Regions from separate parts of the Homo sapiens genome. Here region 1 is linked to region 2. Evidence: read pairs that join two places in POLR2A ChIA-PET (ENCODE). Cell type or tissue: CD4-positive, alpha-beta T cell. All regions are shown on one strand. Each heading gives the region's core, and the rest is flanking DNA. Links, peaks and the distances in the headings are about the cores only. Region 1 overlaps LOC124900167 (a long non-coding RNA gene). Region 2 has its middle 72 kb from the start of COQ2.

The links. ChIA-PET counts read pairs that join two places held together with the same protein. Peaks named below come from ENCODE experiments on the same cell type or tissue, not always from the same donor. Only the 100,000 strongest peaks of a DNase experiment are listed, where the experiment ranks them.
Region 1: POLR2A ChIA-PET joins it to region 2 with 8 read pairs; 7 of 35 experiments call an interaction of 5 or more read pairs at or near these places.

Annotation. Positions count from the first base shown.
Region 1 is chr4:83,153,614-83,156,532 of GRCh38, forward strand. All of the region lies in intron 4 of LOC124900167 (a long non-coding RNA gene), which reads right to left. Among named protein-coding and RNA genes, the nearest start is that of PLAC8, 40 kb to the left of the region's middle. In CD4-positive, alpha-beta T cell, for the core only: no CTCF peak of the experiment used is centred there; no DNase peak of the experiment used is centred there.
Region 2 is chr4:83,211,026-83,213,944 of GRCh38, forward strand. No RefSeq gene overlaps it. Among named protein-coding and RNA genes, the nearest start is that of COQ2, 72 kb to the right of the region's middle. RefSeq lists a silencer at 1,573-1,622. In CD4-positive, alpha-beta T cell, for the core only: no CTCF peak of the experiment used is centred there; a DNase peak (open chromatin) is centred at 1,636; H3K27ac peaks cover 1,621 bases.

The DNA.
Region 1 (2,919 bases), core at 176-2,675, 57 kb before region 2:
ACAAAAGTATGTTTGGAAGTATAAAAGAAGTAAAAGTCAGTAAAGTTAAAAAAAATGCAATACTTCCTGAAATTGAGCAATCACAAAAGTCACAAGAATGTCATCGAAAGCAGGAAAACTGAATCAGCACTATAGACAACGAAAGAGATACCTGGAAGACAAATGGGAGAAACATTTCAAAAGCATGGCAATACTGAAGAGGTGAAACGTTTAAAAAGAGGTGATTGAGCCAGACAAGGACTGCAAACTCAAAGCGAGGCAGGAAAAATAAGTGAGTGAAATAGTTGGAAAAAACACAAAATAGACAATAGCGAATGGTGGACATGAATATGTCAACTGCAGAGTGAATATTCCTTTCTGTGGGTTTGCTAACACTCAACGGCAGCTGACCTCTGCCATGTGAGAATGAGGACCTCTCTTTCCATATTTTCCAAATTTTCAACAGAAGCTTAAAATCTAGATTGGAAAACTAAATTTTTATGGGAAATCTGAGTTTTACATGTTTTCTACTATTTTAAAATTAAAGCAAGAGGCGGGGTGCAGTGGCTCATGACTGTAATCCCAGCACTTTGGGAGACTAAGGCAGGAGGATTGTTTAAGCCCGAGTTTGAGAGCAGCCTGGGCAACATAGTGAGACCCTGTCTCTACACATAACAAAAAAATTAGCCAGGTGTGGTGGCACACACCTGTGGTCCCAGCTACTTGGGGGACTGAGGCAGGGTGATCTTGAGCCCTGGAAGTTGAGGATGCAGTGAGATATGATTGGACCACTGCACTCCAGCCTGGGTGACAGAGTGAGACCCTGTCTCAAAAAAAAAATAAAATCAACTAATTTAACTAAAGCAATAAATACAAGAGGGCTCATTATGTATAGGACCAACAAAATGCATCTAAGGGCTGAATTCACCCACTCATGGGTTACCAGCTTTTGGCTTTTGAGTTAAAGAATATAGCATGGAACTCAATGAGAAGAAAAAAACAATTTTTATTATGTCAGTAACCTGCCTCACTGTAGTCAAGGAGAAAATGCTAACTACATGCACTTACATATCTTCATGTCACTGAAGCACATCCAGGGGCCAGTTTGCCATTTACCAATGGCCGTGCTCTGTCTCTGTGTGTGTGTGTGTGTGTTTGTTTTTGTTTTTGTTTGAGACAGAGTTTCATTCTTGTTGCCCAGGCTGGAGTGCAATGGCACAGTCTTGGCTCACTGCAACCTCTGCCTCCCGGGTTGAACAATTCTCCTGCCTCAGCCTCCCAAGTAGCTGGGATTACAGGTGCCCACCACCACGCCCAGCTGATTTTTTTGTATTTTTAGTAGAGACAGGGTTTCACCATGTTGGCCAGGCTGGTCTTCAACTACTGACCTCAGGGGATCCACCCACCTCTGCCTCCCAAAGTGCTGGGATTACAGGTGTGAGCCACCACACCTTGAAGAGACTTCAAGGCCTCACAGAGAAACTCAGCTTTGCAAAATCAACAGGAAGTTCCTTAGATTGGTGCTTATACTTTTCATCCAGGCACCAAGCCTCAGAGCTCCTACCCAGTCAGTAACCTCAAGAAAAAATGCACTTGGTTTCACCATGACTAATGTTAACATTTTCTACTTTGTTATTTCAAATATAACCATAGCCCTGTGCCGTTGTTTGGCTAGTAGTCCTGCTCCTGATCACTTCTTATCCTCCCTGACCAGTGGCAATAATGCCCCATTTTCCCTCTGCTTTGCTGCCTTCAATATTTCTCCACCATGTTGCCATGGAAGGCCCCAATCAAAGATACTATCATGGTGCTTCCCAAACCAGGCTATGCACTAGGTTCAACCAGAGTGCTTGGTTAAAAATACAGATACATGTTTCTGATTCAGTAGTCCGAGGTGGATCCTGGGTGTGTAAAGGCTTTTTTTTCTTATTTAAGAGATGGGGCTCTTGCTATGTTGTTCAGGCTGGATTTGAACTCCTGGGCTCAAGAGATCCTCCCATCTCAGCCTCCCCAGTACATGGGACTATAGGTGCTCACCACTGCACAAGGTTTATGTGAAATTTTTAAGTGATGCTGACATAGCCAGCTCTGAAGACCAGTATTTTACATATCATTTTGCTTTTTCTTCATCCTTCCTAAACGGGTGTCTTATGTCTTTGCCTTACCCTACTCCTCTTCCTGATTACTTTTGTCTGCTCTGAGATCTGTGGCTGCCATCAGTTGATTCCCACCAACAGCCTAATCCCTCTCCCTGCCCCACAAAGAAGAGTGGAAGCTCTATAGGACAATAAAAGCCAAGGAACTTTGAACTGCCGGAGACCAGTACCTCTGATATTTATTATCAAGATCTTGCTTTATGACACAAAGGGAAAATAACCCAAATTTGAAACCACCTTTGCAAAAATTACGACGGAGAGAGAAATCTAACACAGCAGGCTCCATCTTGCTTCTAACCTCCAAGCTGTCCTTGCTCACTCCTGGGCATAGGCCAAGCTGACTATGGGAGGAATTTAGTTTATCATTTAAACAAAGACGATTACAGCCCCTTACCAAAACTAACCCCCTCTTGTTTGGGGCTCAGGGGTCGTCATACAGCCAGAGGTCACAAGATTTGTAACCTCCCCAATTGCTCCTATAAGTAATATGATTATTGTAAAACCTAAGATTGGTATTTGAGATATTTTTCAGATCCTGCATTCTGATTGATCAGCCAGTGCCACATGGACCCATACCAATACATTGTTTCATCTGGTCTTGTGACCTCCACCCAAGAATGGACTCAGCACCTGAAGACAGCTCTGACCCCCTGTTATTTCATCCTGAGCCCAACCAATCAGCAGTCCCCATTTTCTAGCCTCCCACCCAACAAACTATCCTTGAAAAACCCCAGCCTCTGAGCCTTTGGGAAGGCTTATTTGAGTAACTACTCCTTTCCTTCTG
Region 2 (2,919 bases), core at 244-2,743:
ATCCTGATGGTTACATTTATTTATTTATTTATTTATTTAGAGATGGAGTTTTGCTCTTGTTGCCCAGGCTGGAATGCAGTGGCATGATCTTGGCTCACCGCAACCTCCGCCTCCCAGGTTCAAGTGATTCTCCTGCCTCAGCCTCCCGAGTAGCTGGGATTACAGGCATGCACCACCACGCCCGGATAATTTTGTATTTTCAATAGAGACGGGGTTTCTCCATGTTGGTCAGGGTGGTCTTGAACGCCAAACCTCAGGTGACCCGCTGGCCTCGGCCTCCCAAAGTGCTGGGATTACAGGTGTGAGCCACCGTGCCCAGTCCTACTTTTCTTTTTTTTGGACTGGTCCCTAAAAGCTCTGCCTGGGTGGGTGACCTTAACACATCCCTGGGAAGTGAGGATGTGACCAGAGTCACTAGGTACCCATAGAAATTAGGGCAATGTTTTGGCTAATTCACAGAATCAGTAGCTTCATACAACCTTAAACAAAGAGAAAGCAGTATTCAGTGCTGGATTCATAAACATCATAAGACTGAATCCAGGTAAAGCAATTTCATTCCCAGGTATTAGTCAAATGCCTTGTGCTTGAAGGAGTGGGCAGATTAACAGCTGGAGGAAATGTAGAGCTGATATAGGTCAGGTGGTCATCCATTTAGTTAATATGTATTGACTGTGCCTAGGCTGGATTCAGCACTCGAAAATAAAGTAGCACAAGGCACTTGCAGTCTAGAAACTATAAAGCAGACAATAAATACGCGTTTATTTGCAGCCACTTCCACAATTTCCTACGCGCTTACGGGTATCCTTTTTTCCCTCAAACTTATTTTAAATGGCAAAGATATAGATGACCATATCCTCAATTTTAAAATCTCATCTTATTTTCCACTAAGCAGTTATTTTATAACATTAGTGCTTAACGTGTTTACCATTTAAATGAATCTGTCTTATGACCACTGGATGTCTACCGAGCACTTAGAAGTCAGTCTCATTTACTCCTTAGAAATGCCTCGGAGGAGAATATCATTATCATTTTTATTTTGCAGATGAAGACATAGAAGCTCAGAGAGGCTGAAGGACTTCCAGAGTCACAAAGCTAGAAGGGGGCAGAGTTCGGATTAAATGTGGGTGTTCTGGTTACATTTGGAGGTCCTCTTTACGTCCCCATACATTTGGCACAGCTGGAAAGTTGTCAGCCACTCATCAATGCGCATGTGTATTGCACACTTACCGAGCAAGGCATTTGAATGCTGCAGCAAGTGTGAAAATACAGTCAGTCCCTTACTGAGCTGACACTATAGTGAGGGAAGGCAGATAATCACAAACGAACACACAACTACAGACATGCTAAGTATTGCAAAGGGGTGCTTTGGAAGAATGAAACTCAACAACCCCACCTAGGCTGAGGTGTGGGTGTGGGTGGGGGTGGTGGAGGGCGTGACAGACAAGAATTTTCCTTCTGAATACAAAGCTTCAGGACTGTGTTCTTAATCACTGTTGACTGCAGCCAAACATTCAAGTTGGTTTTGTTCTGTAGGAGGGTTTGGTTACTGCACAGGTGGAGTTAGTTGAATTGTGGGCACCCACACCAGCTGAAACCTGTTTTGATATGCGCACAGTGTGAAACACACCCTCTGTGAGGTTTCTGCTTAAATATACACGATTTGGTGCCAAAATTAGAATCAACACCTGGGCAAGGAAGTAACACCTGACCTATCACTTACTATGTTAGTGCTACTTTCAGCAAAGGAAAGGACAAATATGGTCCTGTTTGGGAGGGGAAAAAAAGTGCCGTTTGACTTGATGCAAATCTTGAGAAAATGATGTCTACTCTGCTCTCTTCCCCTAAATTGACACAATCATGGGAAAAATGGACAGGAAAGCATTAACAAGACACAATTGTAAAAGTTAACAGTAACACAGGCAAGAATCCACTTCTCTATTAAAACCAGGGAGCAGGTTTCTTCAGATAGTTTCATGGTGTACCTGGTTGTTAATTAGTATTAATTTCACTGAACTATATGAACATTAGCTATCCTCACTAGATGTTCTCAGGCCCAGAATGAACAACATGCTCAGTGGACCACTGGACCAGACACTTAGTTTTTAAGACATGGCAAAGACTTTCTCTCTGCTGCTCTTTCTGCAGATTCCAGTCTGGGACACCGGGAACCATGGTTTCCAGACTTTTGAGAACTGTCTCAATTTCAGATATTCCGTTTCTGGTCAAACCACAGCTTCTTGGAGACAAGGGACTGCCATGTCTCATATGTCACTGTGTATCTGTCTCCAACAGAGTGTTTGCATATTGTACATAATGGATTAATTGCATGTCTGCCAATACAGAAATAATCACCACAGTTATGAGAGACATTTAATAAAACCAGAGATGTTGGAGTGTCAGTGCAGACTTGCCATTAAGTAATTAACTGATATAATGAATAAACAGTTATTGAGCACCTACTCTGTGTCAGGCACTGTTGTAGATACTGGGGTTACAGAAGCAAATGAAACAGGCAAAAATTCTGCCCTGGTAGAGCTTAAGTGAGGGAAACAGATAAATAGGAAAACTAAATCGATTATGTGGCATATTAGATGGTAATAGAAAATATGGAGAAAAATACAATAGGGAAGTATTGCAGTGGGGTTGTTTGCAATTTTTGATAGGGTAGTCAGGGAAAGTGACATGTGAGCAGAAATGTGGAGGAATTATGCAGCGAGCCAGGCAGAGACCTGGGGAAGAGCCCTCCAGGCAAAGGTACTGCATGTGCAAAGGTCCTGAGGTGGGAGCATGCCTGGCACTTTCAAGGAAGAGCAAAGAGGTCAGGATGGCTTGAGTAGAGAAAACATGAGTGAGAGAAACAGGAGATAACCGGGGTCAGAACACGTAGGGCAAGCTTGTCCAACCCGCAGGTACCCACAG